Regions from separate parts of the Homo sapiens genome. Here regions 2, 3, 4, 5, 6 and 7 are each linked to region 1. The links are chromatin contacts, found by Hi-C or POLR2A ChIA-PET in ENCODE. All regions are on one chromosome and are shown on one strand. The core of a region is the stretch at or near the end of the contact, and the rest is flanking DNA. Distances in the headings are between cores, read along the strand shown.

The links. A loop is a pair of places that touch in the nucleus more often than their neighbours do. ChIA-PET counts read pairs that join two places held with the same protein, here RNA polymerase II (POLR2A). Pooled maps may share reads with other maps.
Region 2: a loop to region 1 is called in a map of B cell, with 23 times the contacts of the local background. The contact joins the promoter of KIAA0825 here to the promoter of MACIR in region 1. A Hi-C loop is called at or near these places in 2 of 168 maps with a recorded cell type or tissue (B cell and naive thymus-derived CD4-positive, alpha-beta T cell) and 8 of 50 pooled maps.
Region 3: a map of CD4-positive, alpha-beta memory T cell shows a loop between it and region 1 (9-fold over the local background). The contact joins the promoter of GPR150 here to the promoter of MACIR in region 1. A Hi-C loop is called at or near these places in 2 of 168 maps with a recorded cell type or tissue (CD4-positive, alpha-beta memory T cell and naive thymus-derived CD4-positive, alpha-beta T cell) and 4 of 50 pooled maps.
Region 4: a loop to region 1 is called in a map of CD4-positive, alpha-beta T cell, with 13 times the contacts of the local background. The contact joins the promoter of CAST here to the promoter of MACIR in region 1. A Hi-C loop is called at or near these places in 3 of 168 maps with a recorded cell type or tissue (CD4-positive, alpha-beta T cell and naive thymus-derived CD4-positive, alpha-beta T cell) and 9 of 50 pooled maps. POLR2A ChIA-PET finds 5 or more read pairs at or near these places in 1 of 52 experiments (HEK293).
Region 5: a loop to region 1 is called in a map of B cell, with 28 times the contacts of the local background. The contact joins the promoter of MAN2A1 here to the promoter of MACIR in region 1. A Hi-C loop is called at or near these places in 1 of 168 maps with a recorded cell type or tissue (B cell) and 6 of 50 pooled maps. POLR2A ChIA-PET finds 5 or more read pairs at or near these places in 2 of 52 experiments (B cell and OCI-LY7).
Region 6: a loop to region 1 is called in a map of B cell, with 20 times the contacts of the local background. The contact joins the promoter of RIOK2 here to the promoter of MACIR in region 1. A Hi-C loop is called at or near these places in 4 of 168 maps with a recorded cell type or tissue (B cell, CD8-positive, alpha-beta T cell and naive thymus-derived CD4-positive, alpha-beta T cell), 1 of 37 single-sample maps with no recorded cell type and 10 of 50 pooled maps.
Region 7: a loop to region 1 is called in a map of naive thymus-derived CD4-positive, alpha-beta T cell, with 14 times the contacts of the local background. The contact joins the promoter of FER here to the promoter of MACIR in region 1. A Hi-C loop is called at or near these places in 1 of 168 maps with a recorded cell type or tissue (naive thymus-derived CD4-positive, alpha-beta T cell) and 6 of 50 pooled maps. POLR2A ChIA-PET finds 5 or more read pairs at or near these places in 2 of 52 experiments (AG04450 and activated T-cell).

Annotation. Positions count from the first base shown.
Region 1 is chr5:103,257,119-103,260,544 of GRCh38, forward strand. MACIR (macrophage immunometabolism regulator) reads left to right here and starts at 1,645. Exons shown (of 3, transcript NM_033211.4): 1 at 1,645-1,778. RefSeq lists silencers at 1,306-1,815, 2,026-2,405.
Region 2 is chr5:94,617,095-94,620,520 of GRCh38, forward strand. It overlaps KIAA0825, which reads right to left and starts at 1,510. Exons shown (of 21, transcript NM_001145678.3): 1 at 1,406-1,510. It overlaps SLF1 (SMC5/6 complex localization factor 1), which reads left to right and starts at 1,575. Exons shown (of 21, transcript NM_032290.4): 1 at 1,575-1,671. RefSeq lists enhancers at 524-1,388, 1,127-1,306, 1,617-1,796, 2,187-2,296.
Region 3 is chr5:95,618,201-95,621,626 of GRCh38, forward strand. It overlaps GPR150 (G protein-coupled receptor 150), which reads left to right and starts at 1,887. Exons shown (of 1, transcript NM_199243.3): 1 at 1,887-3,426. The coding sequence starts at 2,076. The coding sequence ends at 3,380. RefSeq lists enhancers at 1,443-2,058, 3,255-3,426 and silencers at 2,228-2,627, 2,718-2,767, 2,785-3,079, 2,788-3,237.
Region 4 is chr5:96,661,126-96,663,900 of GRCh38, forward strand. It overlaps CAST (calpastatin), which reads left to right and starts at 1,251. Exons shown (of 32, transcript NM_001750.7): 1 at 1,251-1,372. The coding sequence starts at 1,298. RefSeq lists an enhancer at 904-1,405 and silencers at 968-1,557, 1,748-2,027.
Region 5 is chr5:109,687,751-109,691,176 of GRCh38, forward strand. It overlaps MAN2A1 (mannosidase alpha class 2A member 1), which reads left to right and starts at 2,177. Exons shown (of 22, transcript NM_002372.4): 1 at 2,177-2,802. The coding sequence starts at 2,668. MAN2A1-DT (MAN2A1 divergent transcript) reads right to left here and starts at 3,349. Exons shown (of 1, transcript NR_186543.1): 1 at 51-3,349. RefSeq lists enhancers at 833-1,501, 1,261-1,360 and silencers at 1,471-1,760, 1,771-2,290, 2,321-2,530, 2,941-3,040.
Region 6 is chr5:97,181,071-97,184,496 of GRCh38, forward strand. RIOK2 (RIO kinase 2) reads right to left here and starts at 2,177. Exons shown (of 10, transcript NM_018343.3): 1 at 2,056-2,177. The coding sequence starts at 2,121.
Region 7 is chr5:108,746,061-108,749,486 of GRCh38, forward strand. It overlaps FER (FER tyrosine kinase), which reads left to right and starts at 1,837. Exons shown (of 20, transcript NM_005246.4): 1 at 1,837-1,940. RefSeq lists silencers at 2,604-2,703, 2,784-2,843, 2,974-3,383.

The DNA.
Region 1 (3,426 bases), core at 395-2,894:
CAAGAACTGACTTAGGTTCTGATTGGGTGAAGATTCAGGGTTAGGATGGGAGCATAGAACACCACCCAGGGAGGGAGGCAATTTGGAGACAATGCCCTCAAGAGAGCTAGCCTTGAGCCTAATAAACTAAGAGGGGAACTTTATTGCTTTTGGCCAAAGCACACTGCCAAACTCTCAGCGCAAAGGGCAAGTACAAGACATTCTTCTGAAAAAGTTATAAGATTTCAGACAGGAAGAAATGAAATTAAGTCTCTTAATATAAAATATACAATGTTTTGGAGGTGGTTTTATGAGAATGATCATCAGGACAATACACTATTGTGTCAAACAGATTATAATCGGAAATAATTCTCGGTGTATTCTCCTAATGTACTGATGCAAAAAAAGTTTCTTCATTTATTTATTCATATTATGTTGTGCTAGCTTCTATATTTTTGAAATTACATGCAAATCTATGTCGGGAAAAAAAGTAACTGATGTTTTGTAAAATTGTTTAGGGAACATTCCTTAAAACTTATTCTTCCCTCTACCTTCCTTTACTTATTTTAGGGCACATAAGCAGTAGCATAAAATGGCTTATAGCTGAGCGGCCTCCGGGAGTGGTTCTGTTGGACTAGAGGTGTTTATATATTTTTTGCCTTTATATTATCAGGAACATATGTAGATTCTGGAACAAGTGTGAATCAAGACTCGTTTAAACTTATATTAATCTACTCCAGATTTATGTCTTTTATGTTAAGATAAAGCATTTTGTCTTTTAAAAAATAAAACTCTCTTGATTGGACACTGGTACCGAAATTTATAACACTTATAAACAATTTTGGGGTTCACCGACTGCGTACACATTCAGCCTTAGCCACTCAGTAGGCATATGACCTAAACTTTCTGCATTTTTAAAATGTGGATCATAATTGGTTACTTCCTCACAGAATGGTTATTGAGAGATGTAAATTTGGATATGCATGCCAGTAAATATTCTTATTGCTGAGCTTAACCAGTTCGGCAGAAATGTACATGAATTGAGAGAAGCAAATCTTCATCAAAGAAAATAATTTATTACAATAATAGACAAGATCAACATTTGTGCAAATTAAAAAATAGTTAATCCAATCAGAATCTGAATTTGAACTCCCCCCCCCGCCCCACCCCGCCACCTTCACTGGGTATTACGAGTTTTCGTAGACTGATCCTATAATTTTTAATTTCATGGCCTTCTAGTTTTCTGTACTTTTGCTTAGTGCTGAGCCCTTTAAGCAGAGACTCACAAGTGACAAATATCAGCACACCACTTAACTGAGGAAGCCGGAGTGTTCCCAGGTCCGCAAGTTGGAGCTCTTTAGTTGGAGTGCTGGGTTTAGACTAGAGAGCGGGTGTTGCGACTCCTCCTCCCCACCACCAGTCAACAACCCCGCCCACCCCCGCCAACTTCTTCTGGCCTCTTAGCGCCTTTCTGCAGCCAGCCGGCCCGCCCTTCCTCCGGGTGTCTGAGAGCTGGGCGCAGGAGGCGGGCTCAGCGCTGACGGGCTGCGCCTCTGCAGCCAGAGGGAGGAGGCGGGAAGGCGGGCGGAGGAGGAGGCGGAGGAGGAGGCGGAGGAGGGGGCGGGGACTAAGCAGGGCGGTAGCTGGCGCCGAGCGCGGTGGGAGAGGAGAGGGTACCCGGCTGGCTCGGCTGGCGGCCTCTGCCTGGATCTCGGCGCCGCAGTCCTGCGCCTCTCCCGCCCCTGTCTCCCGCTCCGCAGCCCCGGGCACGGCGGAGGCAGCGGAGCCCTGGGCCATCGGTAGGTTGCACGGGGACGACGGCTCCGTCTGTAACCTTTTGTGCTGCAGAAAAGGTGGTGGTTATGGGGGGCTTGGGGGAGTGGGTTTGCCCCAGGCTCCGATCCCCAGTGCCAGCCCTAATCGCGGCGCCGCCCCTTCCTCTCCGCCTCGTGTCTGGGCCGGGCGCACGATGCCCGCGGTGCTGGGGAAACCCGGCCGGACCAGCTTCTGCGATGGGCGGCGGGGCGGCCCCAGCGTCCCTTGGCCTTGGTGGACCGGTTCCCAGGCACCCGAAGGGGACTGGGGTCTGGTAAACTGGGTGGGGCCCGCGCGGGGTGCGGGGAGCTTGCGGTTCCCTGGCACAGGGGTGGGGCCGCAGACGCCGTGAGTGTGCAGCGCGTGTGAGTGTGCGGGGGCGTGCGCCCCCGTGTGCGCGCGTCGTGCGCTCGCTGGGGAGGTGCGGGGACTCGGCGACCCGGAGCGCCTCTCCCGCGGTGCCGCGGTGCGGAAGTCGGGGCGCGTTGGCGCGCACGCTCGCTCGCTCCCTCCCTTGGCCGCTGTTCCCGCACCGCGGGGCAGCGGGCCTGGAGGCCCCTTTGAGAAGTAGCTTTCCCCGGCCGGCGGCACCTTTGGCTGCGTGCCCGGCCGCGCTCAGGGTGCGACTGCCCGGGTCAGATAGCACCTCAGGGCGAGCCCCGGCGGTCTGATCTCGCCGACCCTCCTCGTCCTGGTTGCAACCCGCGTGCGAGGCCGCCCGCGCCCTCCGAGTGTCTGCCGGTGCAGTGGGGGTGGACTGGCCGGCTGTGGCCGTGTGTGCGCGTGTGGATTGGGGCCCGGTCCGAGCCAGAAGCTTAAGCGGCAGATGTCGGGCATTGCCACCCTCGCCCCACCTGTCGCGGGTGGACTTTGGGGCAGGTGGGAAGCGGAGGAGAGGGGTTTCGAGGCGGGTGGCAGTCAGACCTCCAGCAACGCGGCCCCATTGTGAAGCTGCCAAACTCTCTCTAGTGGTGGAATCTGCAGGTCTCCGCCAGAAAGGAGATGGGAACGCGAAGGGAATGATGGCCCCGTCCTTTTCCCCTTGCTAGTGTTCCACACGCTTAGGGACTCCCTGCCTCTCCTTCCACCTCAGTTTTCAACCCAGTGGGTTACTGATTTGGGTGGAACCAAGATTTCCGTGTGTGTGTGTGTGTGTGTGTGTGTTTGTGTGTGTGTGGTGCACAGGTAAAGCTGGAGCTGGGAACTTTTTATTTGAGCAGGAAGAATGGAGGCATTTTACAGTGTGCTTGCCGCTCCTAGCTGAAAGAACAATTCTTGCATATTTCTGATGTTACTAGACTCATTTTCCTTTTTTTTTTTTTTCCGAAGAGCCAACCTACAATTTAGGGTTGTTAGTTGTTTTATTTTCTCAAATCCTGTAATGCTGGATTGACACTATAGAGGTAGAAATGACCCTTTTGCAAAGTTTATTTTCCCAGTCATTTCAAAATATAGTATTGGTTATTACGGCAGAAGCTTTTGGCCGCGATTTATGATTACACTATTAAGTTTAATGAATGTGTCACAGAATCCTCAGTGTTTTAATTATGTAACTGTGAATGCATTATAAACTGAAAAGTAAAATGAACAGGATGGAATATAAGAGTTAATGAATACAGAGACCTGTTAATT
Region 2 (3,426 bases), core at 260-2,759, 8.6 Mb before region 1:
ATTAAATAAAATAATAAATGTAAAGTGCCTGGCAGACAGTATCTACTTGGGGTAAGTATTAATGATTGGCTACATTCAAGAGCAATTCAAAGAGAGAAATCACTGCCTCTAAAAACTAGTTGCTGTACAGATATAATACATAATATCCCTGAAGTAATTTATAATACTTTCAACTGGAGAAATAAAGAAAAAATACAAGATTCAACAAAATGTCAAGATTGGGATTAATGGGGCGATTATAAGTTTGTTGAATTATTAACCAACAAGGCCAGAAAATCAATGTGCTGTCCTAAATATGGTTTGTTGCATTACTCTCAAAAGGTTAAGAAGACACTGGCCTGGTGTTAACAGGGGCCTTGAATTGAACATATTGCATTTTTCTTTATCGGTATGCTCCGATAAAGAAAATGTTTTTATGGGTATGAGGAGCATACCCATAAAAAAAATGCAATAGTACCTACAACTCTTTCGGGAACTGACTGTTTTGAAAAAATAACAGTCAGCTGCCTTTTACGGGGGTTGGTGGGGAGGTAATTATCTAAATATAAGGTGGCAAGTGAAAACTAGTTACCTAAGAAATTGCATTACTTAAGAGAAGTCGCCAAGGTTCACTACATCACATCTTTCAAATCTTAAATGAGCACCTTTCCTCACATTATCCCTTTGTCGGAAGCAATTTCTCTTTACAACTATTCTGGCTACCTCAGACCTCCATCCAAAATTCTCCTGAATCCTTCATTATCGACAAAGCCTGGAGCAGAACGCAAGCATTCCTTTCTGAAAGCACACATACTTACTGATCACTGCTTTCCAAAAATGCATCTAATGCCCAAGCATGAAATTACAAGCTTGTTCTCTTATGTCTCAGCCATGAAAACAAAGACCGTTCTTCTCATCCAATTCAAATGGCGGGAGGAACCTTCAATTAATTCTAAATCAGGAAGGAACCTCCCCATCTCACTTCCTAAATGTTTGTAAAAGATGTCTTCTTCAGCCAACCTCCTGCCTTCCAGGCACGGCACCCCAGAACTACGGAAACAGTACTCAGGAATCAAGAGTGGCCAAACGCTGCCAATGGGAGATAGGAAACTCGTTGATCATTGGTAGAGAAACTCGGCACAACGCCGAGTCACGGTACACGGTGTCTTCGGCCTCGCCCAGGGACACTTGGTGACCCGAGGTCGAGTTCCAAGTCGGAGACAGATTTTGCGAGTGGATAAGACGGTAAGCCGGGATCCCAGGGCCTTCTCCAGCTGCACTGGGTGTCAAGCGCCACGGGGTTTGATGGGGACTCCTTCTGGTTCCACCCTCGCCCACTCACTTCTCGGGCTGGCCATAATGCTGCACAGAGCCCCGGCCAGCCATTAATATCAGGCGCAGGAGAAAACCCAGTAAAATCACTTACCAGTCTTCCACCTCCGGTGCTGATCTAGCAAGAGCCTGACCCGCTGGCCAGACTCAAGCTCTGCACCAGGTATTACCACCCTGGCGACGGCTCCGGAGCGTCACTGACAACCACCCGGAAATGGTACTATCGCTTCCGGGGCTGCCTAGCGCGCGGCGGGAAATTGTTTCCCAGAGCCCGGATTCGTGAAGCAGTTGAGTGCTGCAGCGGCAGTCGTCGCCCCTGCCGCCGCTGCCACCGAAGGAAGCATCCCAGACACCGGGAAGGTAAAGGGGCTCAGCTAGGAAGACACAGTGTATTCTGTCTCTGTGGGGATGTTTCTTCGCCGGGCGGTACCTCCGAAGTTTCTGCCTCCCGGCTGTGAGGCTAGGAAGGAAGCGGCTGGGGTGAGCGGCAGCGGTGTCTGGCTCTCGCGCTTTCTCCAGCTGCAGTTCGTTCCAGCTCTCCCGACTTCGCGCTCGGCGCCGGAGTTGGTGGGCTGCAGCTGCAGACCCCGCGACGCTTCGCCCGTGCCGCTGCGGGGACTGCCACCGAGCGCCCCTCTGCAGTACTGGGCTGAGCCACTTCCCCCGCTTCTGCTTGCGCAGCTCTGCCGCTCGGCCCGCCGCCTGGAAGGCGCTAGGCCCCCCGCGTCTCTCGTTTCCATAGAACCCATGGGGACGCCTCATCCTGATACCAGAATTTTGGCTGCTTTCCATAACTTAGCGTCTGCGAAGGTGGCTGGGATACCCCAGGCCCACTTTCCTGTGACGAAGAAAATTGTGTCATTCTTTCCTCTCTAGTAGAATTTTTTTTTTTTAAACTGCTAAAACGGCAGTGATCCTATCTCTGACTGCTATAGGCCTTTAAACACAAACATACACACATACACTTTTCGCTGAAGGGAGGGTCTGTGTTCCTGGGGTTTATATTTCAGCTGCCTGAAGGCTGGAAACAAGACTGAGTGGCTATTTTAAGATTTCTTCCACTTCCAAAGCCTCAGATTAAATATTGACAAAAAAAAAATTGGTCCGTCTCGGGTACTTCATATCATTATTTGACTCAGGAGTTAGATGGAGCTTGATTTTGGAGGCGCCAGCCTCTTTTTTGACGAATGACTTTATTAAAAAATTTTGTTGTTGTTGTTGAAATATTGGGAATGAACATTTGAACTGAATTTACAATGTATGTGTGACAGACAATGCACCTTGTGGACTTTTTGGTTTATGTTATTCCGTTGTGCCTCAATTCTTGGAAATACCTGTGGATGTGCAAGATGTTCTCATTATTGGAAAGTTTGATTACGTATATTGCAGGTGTTCAATACCTAAGTTGCTAGTATGAGGTGAATTTATATTAAAGAGTATATTTCTTTATTTTCTTTTCTTACCTTTCCTTCCTTCCTTTGCTTTCTTTCTTTCTTTGACAGAGCCTTGCTCTGTTGCCCAGGCTGGAGTGCAGTGCCTATCGGCTCACTGCAACCTCCGGCTCCCAGGTTCAAGCAATTCTCCTATCTCAGCCTCCCGAGTAGCTGGGATTACAGGTGCGCGACACCACGCCCGACTAATGTTTTGTATTTTTAATAGAGACAGGGTTTCACCATGCTGTCCAGGCTGGTCTCGAACTCCTGATCTCAAGTGTTCCGCTCGCCTCGGCCTCCCAAAGTGCTGGGATTACAGGCGTGAGCCACCGGGTAACTCTTGAGTATTCTTAATTTAAAGGAACTAGGATGTTCAAATACTTGAATGTTTAAGTCAATTTTATTGTAAAGACAGCGAACCTTCAGTACTGCAAATAAACCCCTATTCTGTTTTCTAAATCCAGATTTTATTATGCGTTATTAAGTAAAATTGAATTATATAACCTAACATTTTCTTGCTTCCCTAAAGCATAAAGCGTGGATCACGTGAAAGTCATTGAAAAGATGATCAAATGTGGTTACTTTTCATAATCAAAATTCAGAACTGAAGATTTCGTAATAAGCATCCACATTTTCCACTGATGTTCAAAAACATTGCGTTTTGGGAAACCAATAGTATAGC
Region 3 (3,426 bases), core at 637-3,136, 7.6 Mb before region 1:
GAGGCTGAGGTGAGAGAATCACCTGAGCCCAGGAAGTCGAGGCTGCAGTGAGCTATGATCATGCCACTTCACTCCAGCCTGGGCAACAGAGTGAGACCCTGTCTCAAAAAGGGAAAAAAAAAAAAAAAAAAGAATTTGTTGAAAATCAATGTTTTATCAGATCTTACTAAAGTTCTGTGAAATTTCACTATAGTCATTTTGAAATGCTAATATATAAGAGCATTTCAACAAATTTGAGACAAATGATAGACTATCTTGAGAAACACTGAAATGATACTGGCTAGGAAAATCACTGAATGATGAACATTGCTCAGAGAAGGCTCCCTGGAAGAAGTGCATTATAAACTGGGATGATGTGTGTGCATAGAAAAAGGCCTTGGATAAAAAGTTCTAAAGGGAGAGTATGAAAATCAAACCAGGATTTTAGATTTTCCAAGGCTATCACTCTAGCTTTCTTAAATGTCCCACCAGGAACACTTATTCCTATGTCTCCACAGAGCTTCCTTGGGCTCCTCTGGACAATACTGGCATAGTATAAAAGGAATTTTTTCTTAGGTGATGGATTTATAGTCAAGGCAGGCATTTATGCTCGAAGGTATCTGAAAAGCATCGTATATCCACTAATTCATCAACTCAACACATACCCACTGATAACTACAACCTGTCAGACCAGAGCGAGGCACCACAGAGATGATGATGAAAATAACCAAGGTTTCTGGCCAAAGGACAACAGCTTGGGAAATGGGATTCCTACAGCAGCTGGCAGGACTATCATGGAACCCACCAAATCTTCCTAGGCCATGAATCTTAAAGTTCCAAATGTTTCCTCAGATTGGGAATGTGAACCCTAGACAACACTCATACCTCCCTGGCCCCCAGGCCAGGAAGTACAGGAAATTCTACTTTCACCATGATTAACGTGGAGGGTGCATAAAAAGACAAATGGATGCTTCCAACAGGGAAACTAAAATGTGTTTGTGAGGAGACAAGGCTAAAATGAAAGCAGCAACATTTAATCTAAACCATTTCCTGTGACTTGGATTTCTTTTTTAAAAAAATTGGCCGCCTTATCACTTTCTTAGTCACCTTTTCTCTAGGCTTATTGGAGGCGTAGCCCCTCCTAGCAACTTCCCATCTGCTGGAAAACAGAATCAAGAGAATGAGGAGTGTGATGACGCATCCTTCACTGGATGAAAATATTAGGAGAAAAGCAATAAATGCACTACCATTTGCATAAAACCTATTAATGCCCTCTTCAGACTAATGAAATGAATTTTACATCACCAAGAAAGCAGCTGTGACCCACTGCTCCTAGTATTTGGAACGATCTGCAACACTGCCACTCCTAAAAGCAACATCATTGACTTTAGTACCCTCTAATTAAAATACTTTCATTCTTGGACAGAGAAGACACATCTTGATCAAAATTCAGCTAATAGGTCTCCTCTTTGCTCAAAACGCTGTTAGGTTTCTTGTGTTCCTGTTTTTCTCATGCTCGTGCAGATCCATGGCATTTCAAACCTTTAAAATAAAAACTAATGTCTTTTCTATTTTTTTCCTACTGGCAATCACATTGGGGTGGTGGGGGCGTGTGGTACAATCTCAGTCAAGAGGTCCTCTCTTGTGTGGGTGCTGGCATAACACTGGCCGTATACAATGGCCAAGCAAAGCGACATTCTGTCCTGCTGTGCTTTACACGTAAATAGAGAATGGATGAGGTTCTCAGCGCCCAGGGGTCCGCGGCTTCCGCGAGGGTAGCGTCGGGGGCCGCTGCAGAGATTGGAAGAGTACCCGCCGGGAATGGGAGGGAAGACGCGGGGAAGGTGGAGAATAGGAATCATGTGTGTTCCTCGAGTGTACAACCCACATTTGAGTGACAAATCACGAGGACAATCGACAAAAACAACTAAGCGCAAAGCCGCCCGAATCCATCTCCCTCTCTGTGCGTGTGCCTTTTCAACTAACTTTGGGAACTCGTATAGACCCAGCGTCGCTCCCCGCGCCGCCTCGCCTCCACTTTGGTTTCCCGCGTCCTGCCCGCCCTCTTCGGTGCCTCCTCTTCCTCCGGGACAAGGATGGAGGATCTCTTTAGCCCCTCAATTCTGCCGCCGGCGCCCAACATTTCCGTGCCCATCTTGCTGGGCTGGGGTCTCAACCTGACCTTGGGGCAAGGAGCCCCTGCCTCTGGGCCGCCCAGCCGCCGCGTCCGCCTGGTGTTCCTGGGGGTCATCCTGGTGGTGGCGGTGGCAGGCAACACCACAGTGCTGTGCCGCCTGTGCGGCGGCGGCGGGCCCTGGGCGGGCCCCAAGCGTCGCAAGATGGACTTCCTGCTGGTGCAGCTGGCCCTGGCGGACCTGTACGCGTGCGGGGGCACGGCGCTGTCACAGCTGGCCTGGGAACTGCTGGGCGAGCCCCGCGCGGCCACGGGGGACCTGGCGTGCCGCTTCCTGCAGCTGCTGCAGGCATCCGGGCGGGGCGCCTCGGCCCACCTCGTGGTGCTCATCGCCCTCGAGCGCCGGCGCGCGGTGCGTCTTCCGCACGGCCGGCCGCTGCCCGCGCGTGCCCTCGCCGCCCTGGGCTGGCTGCTGGCACTGCTGCTGGCGCTGCCCCCGGCCTTCGTGGTGCGCGGGGACTCCCCCTCGCCGCTGCCGCCGCCGCCGCCGCCAACGTCCCTGCAGCCAGGCGCGCCCCCGGCCGCCCGCGCCTGGCCGGGGGAGCGTCGCTGCCACGGGATCTTCGCGCCCCTGCCGCGCTGGCACCTGCAGGTCTACGCGTTCTACGAGGCCGTCGCGGGCTTCGTCGCGCCTGTTACGGTCCTGGGCGTCGCTTGCGGCCACCTACTCTCCGTCTGGTGGCGGCACCGGCCGCAGGCCCCCGCGGCTGCAGCGCCCTGGTCGGCGAGCCCAGGTCGAGCCCCTGCGCCCAGCGCGCTGCCCCGCGCCAAGGTGCAGAGCCTGAAGATGAGCCTGCTGCTGGCGCTGCTGTTCGTGGGCTGCGAGCTGCCCTACTTTGCCGCCCGGCTGGCGGCCGCGTGGTCGTCCGGGCCCGCGGGAGACTGGGAGGGAGAGGGCCTGTCGGCGGCGCTGCGCGTGGTGGCGATGGCCAACAGCGCTCTCAATCCCTTCGTCTACCTCTTCTTCCAGGCGGGCGACTGCCGGCTCCGGCGACAGCTGCGGAAGCGGCTGGGCTCTCTGTGCTGCGCGCCGCAGGGAGGCGCGGAGGACGAGGAGGGGCCCCGGGGCCACCAGGCGCTCTACCGCCAACGCTGGCCCCACCCTCATTATCACCATGCTCGGCGGGAACCGCTGGACGAGGGCGGCTTGCGCCCACCCCCTCCGCGCCCCAGACCCCTGCCTTGCTCCTGCGAAAGTGCCTTCTAGGTGCTTGGTGGTCAGAGACGGGTCATCTGTCGCTAAGGCGCAACCT
Region 4 (2,775 bases), core at 1-2,500, 6.6 Mb before region 1:
CCTTCTGGCCGGCTGTAGTGGCTCACGCCTGTAATCCTAGCACTTTGGGAGGCAGCACTGGGCAGATCACTTGAGGTCAGGTGTTGTTCGAGACCAGTCTGACCAACGTGGTGAAACCCCGTCTCTACCATTAAAAAAAAAAAAAAAAAAAAAAAGCTGGGTGTGACAACGCGCCTGTAGTCCCAAGTACTTAGGAGACTGAGGCAGGAGAATCGCTTGAACCTGGGAGGCGGAGATTGCAGCGAGCAGAGATCGCGCCACTGCACTCCAGACAGAGCGAAACTGCCTCTCCAGAAAAAAAAAAAAAAAAAAAAAAAAGGCTCTGCCTTCTCTCTCTTCAACTGTCTAAACCCCAACGCTGCAGAAAGCGGTGACCCCAAGTCCCAGAATGATGATGCTACTGCAGGGTAACAAACAGGTTTTCTGTCAGGCCTGATTGTGAACCAGCAGCAACTGCAGGCTGACAGTTTCTCACATAAGCACGTAGGGCTTGTTAAATTTCACTTCCAGCCCCAAACCAGGAAGCGCTGTTTAAGATGAGCCCAAGAAGAAAGCAATCTAGCTTCAGAAACAAAACTCGCCAGACTCTAGAAAGACTATAAGGGTTTAAATTTGGGACTGTTCTCCGTTTTGCATTGGAACCTATGTTCTCCTCCCCATAAAAGTTTATTAAAATTCGAAACTGCCAAAAAACAAAGTAAAATCATATAAAACATACACAGGCGCGTGCACGCACGCACACACACACAGACCAATTTGTTTTTGTGATCCGCTTCCTTATCTAGACTGTCCAGGCTTGGGCCAGATTTGAGTTGGTAAACTCTCGCAGCTAAAGCGGAGCAGAATGTAGAAAGAGTATCTACTTCTCCGGATTGTTGGGAGGAGGGTCGAAGCGTAGACTGGCCACGCCCGGGTCCCGCTCTCTCGTTGCACAACTGCAAGCTAGATCTGGGCATCGAAGGAGGAACGCTGCAACCTCCAACCCCTTCTTTCTGACCAACCGGGACCAGAGCAGTGCTGGGGCCGGGGCGGGTCACCGGGTGAGGACCGGGGCGGAGGGTGTTAAGTTACAGGGCAGGAGCCCGGGTCCCTCCGCGGGCAGGAAGGGGAGGGCCCATCGGGGCTAGGGGAACCCCGGCGCAGACCTGGGGTGGGGTCGGAAAAGCTGTTTCATCGCCCGCTCCCGGGCCCTCCGCTCCCTCCCTCCCTCCCTCTCTCCCTGGCAGGACTCCCCGCCAGGCCTCCCCGCCACTCTCCGCGGCGCATTCCGGGAGGCAGCGGCCGCAGCGGCCTCGCCATGTCCCAGCCCGGCCAGAAGCCCGCCGCCTCCCCGCGGCCCCGGCGAGCAGCCGCCGCCCGCCGCACCCATGAGGTGAGTGGCGCTCCTGTCGGCGTCGCGGGGCTGGGCGATGGGGTACCGGGTCCCGGAGCTGTGGCCGCCCTCCCTGGGCGTTGCCAGGCTGGCGGGTCTGCAGTCCCCGGCGCCCCCGCGGGGCAGGGAGAGGGCTAGGGGCTTGGCCGCTGCCAGGCAGGTGGCTGCAGGTGGCTTCGGTTCCCCGGCCGGGTCCAGTGCGCTGGGCGTGGCGTTGGCCGGGTAGAGTGGAGGGGGGGACGCGTCAAGAAAAGTTGGCTGGTAAGACGTGGGTGAATGAGGATGAGGATGAACGGGGAATGAGGTTCACTCAGGACCCCCGAGTGAGTGGGGTGGTTTCACTGGACAGCGGGATGTAGTCTTCCGCGCTAAGGCCGGGCCGCAGGGCGTGGCTGCCTGGAGACGCAGAGCCTCTTCCCTAACCAGCCTCGAGCCAAATTGGGCGGGCGAGGAGGGGCGGGGCCTGCGCCGGGCCCCACCCCCAGGGTTCTGCCCACCTGGCAGCCGCCTTGGGATGTGCGGAGCTCAGTGCCAGCCCGGTCCCGGCCAAGCGGAGTGTGAGCCCGGCGCCTCCAACGCAACACCCCGCGCCCTCGCCGGCTCCCCCGCCGTGCGGATCGGAGCCAGCCGGTTGTTGCCATGGCATTCGCCAGCTGGTGGTACAAGACGGTAAATAGGAGCGGTTGTGCCTGGGCAGGACCCGGAAGGGAGTGTGTTGGAAGGGAGTGTGTTTGCTTTGCCCTTCTGGGCGTGCGGATGAAGCGTTGTCCGGGGTTTGGCGGGGAAGGGGTGCGGACCGGGTGCGACCTCCTCGCAGACCTTCAGGTTAGGCTCGGGGAGAGGCAGGGGACTCACCCTCTTGTGGTATGTATGAGCGCGCCCGAGCGTGCGCGGCGCATGCACCTCTCTCGCCCCGATGTCAAGCACTATGCTCTGCTGGCGCTCACAAGTGGGATGGAACTGGAATTGTTGCTGGAGGAATTCTGTCTAGGAGGTGGATTCCTGAATGCACTAGGACGCAGCTCGCAAGAGCTTTGATCTAGAGTTCTTTTTTAACCCCTAAGTAAAGTTCAAAACTTTTAGAGGGCGATTGTTGGACGTACATTCGCCGACGCAAAGGAGAGGCAGCTGCAATGTGAGGCAAGGAGAAAATCCCAAACATCAAGGGGCAGAAGCAACTGAGATCTGAGACCAAGACCCTTGGAGAGAGCGGTGGAGGGGTGGAGGAAAGAAAGCGAGAAAGTGAGAGAGGGAGGGAGAGAGAGACAGCGCGCACAAAAGCGAGCTTCTCTGCACTTTATTACTTTGGATGAGGGACAAGAACATTCCATTTGTTTGGTGCATTGAATGTTTGTCCTGCCAATTAGGTGTAATATCCAGTCAAGCTGGCACTTCTAGTGTTT
Region 5 (3,426 bases), core at 927-3,426, 6.4 Mb after region 1:
AAGTATTGAGATTCTATTATTAAAAAATAACACCATTTTACACGAAAAACTCAGAATATGTGTGAATTTAATAGCAGTTATAATTCAGTAACATGAAAATTAAAATTTTGTTTGATTCTCAGCATAATTCTTGTTGCTACAATAAACCAGAGCTTTTGGAATTCTGCAGAATATCTCTGGTTCTCATACCATAACTCTGAGAGTTAAAAAACCTGTGCTTGTCATTTCTCTTTATAACCACTCAAAAGCACGCAAAAGAATCCATCCCACACCAGTCTTTCTAGTCATCTTTATAACCATAGCAGTCAAGTGTAGCAGCCACTTGGGGCCCCAAGGCACAGGCTTCAGTTGGCACTTCATCAGGATCAACCACAGGTAATTGCTTAATTGAGATGCCCAGCATGTCATGAATTACATTTCCCTTTGGCAAGGAGCTAAAGCTCAAAACCTCAATCAAACTGACCTTTAATCCCATCTTTGCAGGTCTATTTCTTGGGACTACTCCCGGGACAGGGAAGGCTTAATAAAAAGAATTGTTAACTATAATAGAGGATTAGAGTAATGAAGGATTCACTAGCAAGAAGAGAACTTTAAAGAATATAGCAACAGCAGCTATAAGGAGCTAACCTTATAACTAACTCTTGGGTTGAGAGACAGAGTGCCCAATGAAGAACCTCCCCAATTCCTCCCAGGGCTAAGATCTAGACGTTTTTGGAGAGGGCATGACCTGGCTCACTGAATGGCAGAGAAGTCACCATTGGGCTACGTCTGCAAAGCTTGTGGAAGATGTGCCCTCTGCAACTTGCTGCAAATGCCTCTAGGGTGCCAGGGAAGTTATTCATGGGGTAGTGTCTCACCTCCTCTACAAAGCTCCTAGAGTTGGGCATGTGAGAGGAAATTGCTAGTTACTGAGCACTATAGGACCTTGGCAGTGGAGAAAGCCAGGTATGCTGCAAAAGCTTATCAATACACAGAAATCAGGAAGCAAAATCCTTTTTTTCTGTAATGTCTCTTCAGCGCCCTCTGCTGATAAAGCTTCAGTCCCAGAAGGCAAACGAAAAACTGTTTAAAAGGCTCAGATCCGTTTTTACAGTGCAGTCAAAAAGGGCGAATTTGGAGCTGAGAGGCAATAAATCAATAACTGGCAGAAGCATCACTTCTCAGATTACACTCATGGATTTCGTAGTCAGATGTTTCTACATGTGCCTGGACGGCCCTTTGTCAGTCTCCTTTCCCCCAGGTTTTAACAGGCTGTCACCAAAGGAGGAAATAGTGAGCCCGAAGAGAATGTGCAAGCCCTCTTCTCTTGCATTTCCTCCAGCCCGTCACCAAGTACTCTTCCAGGCACGCCAGGCCCGAGTGTCCTAGGATAGGAAACCTGAGCAACAAAGGGAAGTGGGGTGTAAGCTCAACCCCTGTTGGACGTGGGGGTGCTGGCGCCTGAACGCCCCCGAAGGCCTCAACTCCCAGAAAGCTGCCTGCCAGGTCACAAGAGCCCTGTGAGGTCTTCCTATCGCCGGGACACTGGGAGGCAGGCGCGGGGCGGGTCCGCCGGGCGACGCGCTGTGATTGGGCGCCGTGGGGCCCGCCCCCTCATCTCGGAGCGTCGGGAGGGGGCGGGGCCAGCCGCCCGCTCGGCTCAGGCGCTGCGGGCGCCTATTGACCCAGCGGCTGCTGCGCCGCCGCTGTCTCCTCCTGCTCGTGGCGGGCGGTGCTGGAGCGCCAAGTGGCGCTGGAGAACCGGCGCTTCCTTTCGCCGCTTCCGCCGCCATCTCCGCGTTTGTGGGGCGGGAAAGAGGGAGGGGGCTAGCGGCTGCAGCTGGAGCGGGCTTCTCTCCGGGGACGGTCCTTTCCTCCCTGCTCTCCTTTTCCTTCTTTCCGCGTTGCCGCCGCCCGCCCCCTGCGCCTCCCCGCGGAGCCTGGGTCCGGGAGGGGGAAGGTAGGGGCGGCGGGGGGCGGGAGAGTCTGGCGAGCGGACGCTAGCTCTGAGGAAACTCATCAATCCGTGAGCCCCGGAGTCCGGGGTGCACATCGGCCCAGCCGCAGCGTCGGCGGCGGCGGCGGCAGCAGCACGAAGGGGCTCAGTCGGGGTAGGCGGGGGCGGTGCCGGTGCCGCGGGGGCGGGCCCGACCGTCCCGCCCAGAAGTTGTAGGGCTTGGCTCCTCGCGATCTTGTTCCTTTCCCCTCCGCTTCTCTGACCTAGCTGCGCGGCCCCGGCCCGGGAGCTGCCGAACCCGCGCCTCCCCTGGGTGAGGAGGACACGCCTGCCCTCGTCGAGAAAACTTTTCCTGCCGACTCAGTTGGGGCGGCGGTGGCAGGAAGTGCGGGCAGCGACCTCTCCTCCGCCTGCCCCGCGCGCCCTGCCGGAGGTCGGCGCTGAGCTTGCGATCAAGTTTGTGGGGGCCCCCCTTCCCAGTTGCCGGCGAGTCTCGCCTCGAGAGGGGCGCCCGACCCCGGGGAGGGCGGCAGGCCAGGGCGAAGGCCAAGGGCGTGTGGTGGCGCCGGAGACTAGGTGCGGAGCAAGGCGGGGACTCGCACCCGCATCCGAGAGCGCGGAGGTCGCGCAGCCCGGGAGAAGGGAGCCTCCGGCGGCTGCTTCCTAGAGTCCACAGTGCGCTGTCTCCTTTGGCTGAGGAGAGTGTCCTGGCCCCGAGTCTATCGAGGAAAATGAAGTTAAGCCGCCAGTTCACCGTGTTCGGCAGTGCGATCTTCTGTGTGGTGATTTTCTCGCTCTACCTGATGCTGGACCGGGGTCACTTAGACTACCCCAGGAACCCGCGCCGCGAGGGCTCCTTCCCTCAGGTAAGCACCTGGGAAGGGGGCGCGGGGCTCCGAGGGGCCAGGCGTGCGGGCCCCTGGTTAGCGGCTGCTACCCAACCTCTTCCTCCCGCCGCGGCCCCACACCCGTGCTGGGCGAGGCCAGGGGCTCTGTAGCTCTCGGACGGCAATGATCACCTCCTGGGAGCCACCTCGCCCGGGCGCGCCAAGTTAACAAAGTGCTGGGCGGCGTGCGGCGGCGGCGGCGGCATCATCCCGCTCAGGAAAGTGGCCATGTTCCGGCATTCGCACCCGGCCTGTTGGGGTGGCTTCGGGCACCTGCTGGCGGGGGAACGGGCGCGGCGTGAGGCACCCCCCGCCAGCCCGGGGCCCGCGTATCCCGGTGGGGTCGTTCTCGGCTCTCACAGGGTTAAGCCGCCCGCACCAGCCCAGAGCCCCTGAGCGCACGGAGTCGCGGAAATGGATCAAACCGAACCCACCTAGGCTTTTTTTTCTTTTTCTTCCCCGCTGCCTCTGAAGAGAGAGAAGTTTATTTCGTGTTGCGGCCCTTTTAGATGTGAATCTCTAGGTTGATTTTAGTGTCGTCATTCTTCAGCTATTACATCTGGTTTGTTTGTGGCAGACAGGGGGAACCGAGTGGGGAAGCGC
Region 6 (3,426 bases), core at 927-3,426, 6.1 Mb before region 1:
AGACCATTCTGGCCAACATGGTGAAACCCCATCTCTACTAAAAATACAAAAATTAGCTGGGCGTGGTGGTGTGCGCCTATAGTCCCAGCTACTTGGGAGGCTGAGGCAGGAGAATCGCTTGAACCCAGAAGGTGAAGGTTGCAGTGAGCTGAGATTGTGCCACTGCACTCCAGCCTGGCAACAGAATAAGACTCCGTCTCAAAAAAAAAAAAAAAAGAAAGAGAGAAAATTAAATAGGAAAGGGGCCTATATTTAGGAATGAAGTTATAATTAGAAGGAAAAATTGTCAATTATTTTATAGAAGTGAGAGTTGAAGATGTGAAGTGGATGCTATCACTGAGCAGGAGATAATGGAAGAAAAGGAATGTTTGGGAGCAGAATTCTGGGGCAAGTTCATATTGAAAGCTAAGGGCAGCTAGTCAAACAATGATTATTGATATAGGAGGAGCCAAAGAAGTAAAAGGGAAGAGAGGCCCAAGAAAGGGTACCAACACTGGTGAGATTCAACTGAGACCGGAATGTCATATTTAATGACTAAGTCATTTCTTGGTGAACTTTACAAATAATTTAAATATTGCAGCGCCAATGTTTTGGAAGATAAATCTGGCATCATTTTGATGTCTCACCAAAACCTTAACTTTTAAATTTAACTTATTTTCCATGCTTTGTCTCTGCCTCCCCCGTCCTCTAACACTCTTACTTTTGACCCCTACTTCTGTCAGAGACACTAAGGAATGAGTGTGCTGAGAAAGCAGGAAAGGAAGGTATCTTTCCGAAGTGATAGTAGGTTTTCATAGAGAAAGTCCAGCTGATTAGAAGAATCTACATGAGAGGCAAAGTAAACATTGTCTTCCAAATTTCACACTGATTTTGCATTTGATAGTTTAATACTTAAGCGCTATTTAAGATTAATTTTAAAAATCCAAAACTTGAAGCCTTAACATAATGCAAGAACCAGTGTGACTCACATCGCATATCCTATTACATAATTACACAATATAGGTAGTCCTTATCATGGGGTTCACTCCTTACCAAAAGATAACGGCTCCTAAATAAATGTACAAATGTCTTGATCTATATATTAATTTCTGTGCCATAAGACTGAGGCCATAAAATCAGATTTTGTTACTCCCCTGATTAAAAACATTTAGTGGTTACCCCCACATTCTTTACCAAACCTCCAAGGCTCTGTAGTACATAATTTCTCACCTTTTCCGCTACATCTCCAACCATTAGTGTGCATCTCACTTTGCTCCAGCCACATTACATTGGCCTTTCCTCTCTTCAAAGACTTTTCTGTCTCAAGGCCTTTGCACTTACTACTGCTGTTTCCTCTGCCTCCAACTCTTTCCAAGGACTTCACTGGGCTGTCTCTTTCTCACACAGCTCCTATTATTCCCCCATTCATTCTTTCATTTAGTGAATATTTATTGATTGTCTACCAAAGGCCAATAACTTGTGCCCCTCCTCTCCACCAGATACATATACTTTCTATGCCATTATCCTTTATCATTTTCATAGCATTTATCCATTATCCTATTTTTCGTTTACTTGATGATCTGTGTCTCTCTCTCCACTTGTCTGTTTGAACAAGTGAACCTCCTAATGTTGCTACTAAAAAACCGACAAATATGTGTTGACTGAATGAATCAGAAAGACTGCTATGCGACTGAGTCTGTTAGTAGGGAAGTCAATATTATCAAATCTCGGGGGGGGGGGGGGGCTTAAACCTTTCACAGCTGGTCGGAAGCTCAGGATCAGAGAAGTTTCCAGGCCACAGAGATGCAAGCGTTTCTCTTCAGCGCAAAGCGAATAGCAGCAGAAAAGAAAACAATTATTAGAAGACGGGACCTTTGCTCTATCTGGGGGAAGGTAAGCTCCCAAACAAAACCTTTTTAAAAATCCGACTTTCTGAATGCTCTCTTCTCCATTCCCAGCTTCTGCCACGTCCCGGGTCCCAGAGTGTGCCTGCTCAGATCCCAGAAAACTTGCAGGAACAGGAAGAGGTCACACAGTGTTAAGGGGAAGGGAGAACAGGAACGGCGGGTTTCTTACCGCGGTCAAGACCCTGAAGTCATCTCGGCTCATGTAACGCAACTTGGCCACATTCACTTTCCCCATGGCGGCCCCAGTCCGAACCCAGATGCCTCTCCGACGACAGCCGCAAAGCGTAAGGCAGGTCGTTATTCCAGCCTCTAAGCGCTTTACAGCGCCAGATGGCTCGCGCACGCGCTGCGTCTTAGTATAGGTCCTTGTTAATAGTTAGAAGTGCTGTTCTCATTGATATAGGAAAATAAAACTACTTGTATGTCTTATGAAACACATAGTATGTAACAAGTGAACGTTTTATTTTTGTGTAATTTTTGCGTTGTGACTGAGTTGGCGGAGTGTAGATATTCTCTACAATGTGCCTTTTTTTTTCCATATCTGTCAGGACTTGCTGCCTCAATGACACGTTCCGCCTCAGAGAGCAAAGTGGTTACTTAATGGGAGGAGCAAATTTTTCCCGCAAACAACTTCTACTCTAGGCAAAGTGACTTCCAACAAGACAGGGGTAAAAGAACCTGAGCTAGAGTCCAGACAACCAAATCTGTTAAAGGTAAAGTGGACTGTAATCACACAAGCACGCCCTCTACTCCTAATTGCGCCTGCTCCGGCAGCTCCGGAGGGCGTGGTTAATGGAACTCATGCGCTTGCTCAGTACTTCTCTTAGGTTGGTCTAGGAGGCTTCGAAGTGCGCCTGCGCTGGTTGGGGTGGGAGTTTAAGGTGACACGTGGAGAGCGCGGCGGACGTCCTTACCTCCAGAGGAAGTGGGGATTTTGATAGTTCGGGCTGACCTACGCGGGTAGGACTTCGAGGGCCCAGGAGCGATTTAAGGATTTTAGAATAGTTACCCATACTGGCTCTGCAACTCCTCGATATTCAAGCCTTTGTCTGCTTTTTACTTGAATGCAGCATGTCTTTGATTAACCATCTTCAACCAATGAACATCTCCATTTAAACGGAATTTTTCTTTCTGTACTTACATAAGAAGGCATAGAAATGAATTTTTTTTTTATTTTTGAGACAGAGCCCGGCTCTGTCACCCAGACTGAAGTACAGGGGCGCGATCTTGGCTCACTGCAACCTCTGCCCTCTAGGTTCAAGGGATTCTTCTCCCTCAGCCTCCTAAGTAGCTGGGATTATAGGCTCACACCACCACGCCCTGCTAATATTTTTATTTTTAGTAGAGATGGGGTTTCGCCCTGTTGACCAGACTGGTTTCAAACTCCTGGCCTCAGGTGATCCGCCCCCCTCAGTCTCCCAAAGTGCTGGGATTACAGGCATAAGCCACCGCGCCTGGGCGAAAAGTTTTTAAAAAAACCAAGTGACTAACTTTATTTGTACAAATTTATGGGGTACGTGAGAAATTTTGTTACAAGTAT
Region 7 (3,426 bases), core at 587-3,086, 5.5 Mb after region 1:
TCCACATTATTATTTTCATTGTCCAGTAAGTAATGCTATTAGAACAGACAAAGTTTGGTATTTGAGAACATGGAATATATACTAAGGTGACACACAGTGTTTATTAAATGTGTTGCAATGCAATGTGATAATTCCAACAGAGGAAAAAAATGTGAAACTGGATTTGCTATATATTTTTGTATGCTTCAAAAATGCAGCATAGATTTTTGCCACATTCATTTACTTCAAGTATATTCTTTCACAACTGCATTTCCTAGCACAATGACTGGCATATGGTAGACAGCTTTTAAGGTTTTGGAATGAATAGGTGAGAACTCAGAGAACAATTGTAGATATGGAAAGATTCTTGCTGATTTTTCTAGATTTGGGTTCCTTAACACAAACACACATGTTGTGTATCAAACAGCTCTATTTCTACCATATCTTTATTGAAAGCTACTTTCTGCAAATATGTAATAACGTATTCACCAACCACATCTTTCTACATTTTGATTCCCTTTGTATAAATGGAGAAATTCTAAGGTTCTTGGGAAAGGTATTCAGTCATGAAGCAGTCTCCAAAGTTGTATTTTGGCCTTACCTAACCAAATTTTCATTCATTTCATTCTTATTGACATTACATATACTATAACATTTGATGTTCACAGAAAATTAACTTCTATTTTAAGAAGTTTACTCACAGAACCACAGTTTGTGCATTTAACAATCACTATGAAATACATATGAAACATTAACCATCATTTTAGAGAACAATTTAAAAACTCCGAAGTAACTACTTTCCTTAACTTTGTCATCCCAACATTCTGGGTATAGGCATTGTTGGAAAAATATAATTAAAAACCAAAATCTCCCAACCCAGAAATCCTCTCCACAAACGTTAGTAGACAAAACACTTTTATTACTGAATAAGCATTAAACGAGACTGTGATACACATCACAGGCAATTTGCTAAGAGATTGCAAAGACAGAAATCTTGCCCTTTTGTATAGCCAAGTATATACGACCCATTACATACACGTTTTCAAGTTGAACAATAACTAGTCCTCAAGTAAGAGGACCTGACATTTGTGACATTAACTTTACTTAATAATTGGGGTGACCATCTGTGTTAGTTAATTGGTTTTATCCAGAGGAAAAACAAACTTCTCCTGTCTTTATGACGGAAGGTAGTTTTGCAACACGGAGCAAGTTGCTCACCGAAGTTACGCTCCTACTCTCTCACAGAAACTGGGAGATAGGGAAGGATGCTACTCCGTTGATATGTGCAGCATTTCAAAAAAAAAAAAAAAAAAAAGGTCCAGAGACATTCCTGACTGAGCATACAGTTGACAAGACCTATCTAGTCCTCAAGTGGATTTATACACATTTCAAAGAGTTGAGAAAGTACTTAACAATTAAGAAAGTACTTAAGTTTTCTAAGACAAATGCTCGGAGAGAAAGGGACGGGAAATCTCATCCTCCATTTTCAATAGGGAGAATTAAGCCTCTTATTTAAAATTTTTATGTTGGTTTTTGTTTATTTAGCTTTAAAACAGTAGACTTAAAAAAAGTCCAACTTAAGATTTATGTTTTTTTATGTGTAGGGCTGTTCTCTACGGTTAAATAAATAACCCTGCTTAGAGAAAATATTCACCACTCTTCTTTGGCTCCTATGTAACTCAGTTTTTGAGAGGGAGGGGAAATACCGGATTGACGCTATGTGGTTCAACCAATGCAAAAGATAACACCGCCTTAAAAAGTCTACTACAGGAACATGGGAGGGTCACACCCTCGAATAATGACGCATACCTATCCTACTGTTACTGATCACCTAGTAATAATCTTGTAGTTCACATTACTCATTTTTCACCAAATTCTTTTGGTGAAGGACGCTTCAGAAACGGCCATCACTGAAGAGCAGACCCGTTTGGGTTCTCCACGCATTCTAGACTCCCGAAGAGGTAAGAATTTATTATAGGGGGCCACTCCCAGGACCTGCTGTATGCTTTTAAACATCCATTACAATTCCAGCATTGAGTTTCTAACATTTTTAGGCAGGCTCAGGCACTGGGAGTACAGGATTGAAAGACAGTTCCCGTCCTTAAGGGACTCAGAGTAAACTGGAGTTGCTGAAAACCATTCTAAAGCAATCCACGTTAATAACAGATACAAGTAAAACGTGGGAACGTACAGGAAAAAGTGACCAATTCTGAGGCTGAAAAGTGCCTATTTTAGGGGTGGGGGCCTCGCGGCCCTAAAGCAGCTTCCCTTCCCGGAGATTTCAGCTCCAGGGATCGCCCAGCGCCCTCCGGGCACACTTAACATTTTAATCACGCCTCCGCCCCCACTCTCCGAATTCCTTTCCGGCTGCCGACCCGCCGAGTAGTCCCTTCCAGGCGGCCTCAGCTTATCATCGCCGGTCCGGCCACTTCCCGGCCGCGGCCAGGCGAGCCTCCCAAAGTTTCCTGTGAGGCCTTCGTCCGTCTCCGGCCCCATCTCACCACGGCAGCCCAGGACACCCGCTAGGGAGGAGCAGGTTACCGAGGCGGGGAGAGCGGCACAAACGCGCAGACCTCGGGACTCCACCCGGGCTGGTGAGCGAGCCCAGAAAGCGGCGACCGCAGCTCCGCGTCTCCACTCCCAGGGCCCGCAGCTTGGGCTAAGCGTGCGCCCACCCAGCCTAGGGCCCAAGTCCTGCCCCTTCGGGGACCGGGCCAATCGGCCGCTCCCCGCCTCCTGGGAGGTAGTGGAGGAGGGGGCTGAGGGCCGGGCGGCTGCGCCCGCCTTCCGCTCTTGCCCATTGGCTGAGGCCTCGAGGGTGCCCGGAGACCGGAGTGCAGCGGGATTGGTTGCAGAGGTTCGTGACAGTGGCGCCTATTGGCTGTGGCAGCCCCCGTGACGCGGGGTGGTGACTGGCTCCGGAGTCTGAGGGGTTCGGGCTTGTCAGGTTCTAGGTAGGTGCGTTTCGCGCCGCCGGCGGTAGGCGCTGTTGCCCGGGGCAACGCGGGGGGAGGGGGGAAGAGGAGGGAAGGCAAGCCTAGAGCGGGGGCAACAATGCCTGCCCGCAGAGGGGCGCCCGGGATTCGGCCAGGGCGTTGGGGGCTGTGCCGAGGCTCTTCCTCCGCCCTCAGCCAGCGCCCCCCCCAACCCCCGTCCCTGGCTGCAGGGTCATCCGCTCATCCTCCCGCCCGCAGCAGAGCATTCCTGGTTGGGGCTTGGGCCGGGCTACACACCCAGCCCCACGAGGGCCGCCCCTCCCACCATCCCGGGACCCGAAGGCTGAGGGGGCGGGTGCCGGCGCGAAAGGGCTGTGGCGGGCGTAGTGGCTCCGCCCCGTCGCGGGGTCTGGGGGCTGATGGGCGTGAGGCGGGGTGGTGGGGGGACTGTGGGCACCACCCAATCTTGCCTGTACCCTCACCCCTTTTCTCGGCGGCACTCATCTGGGCG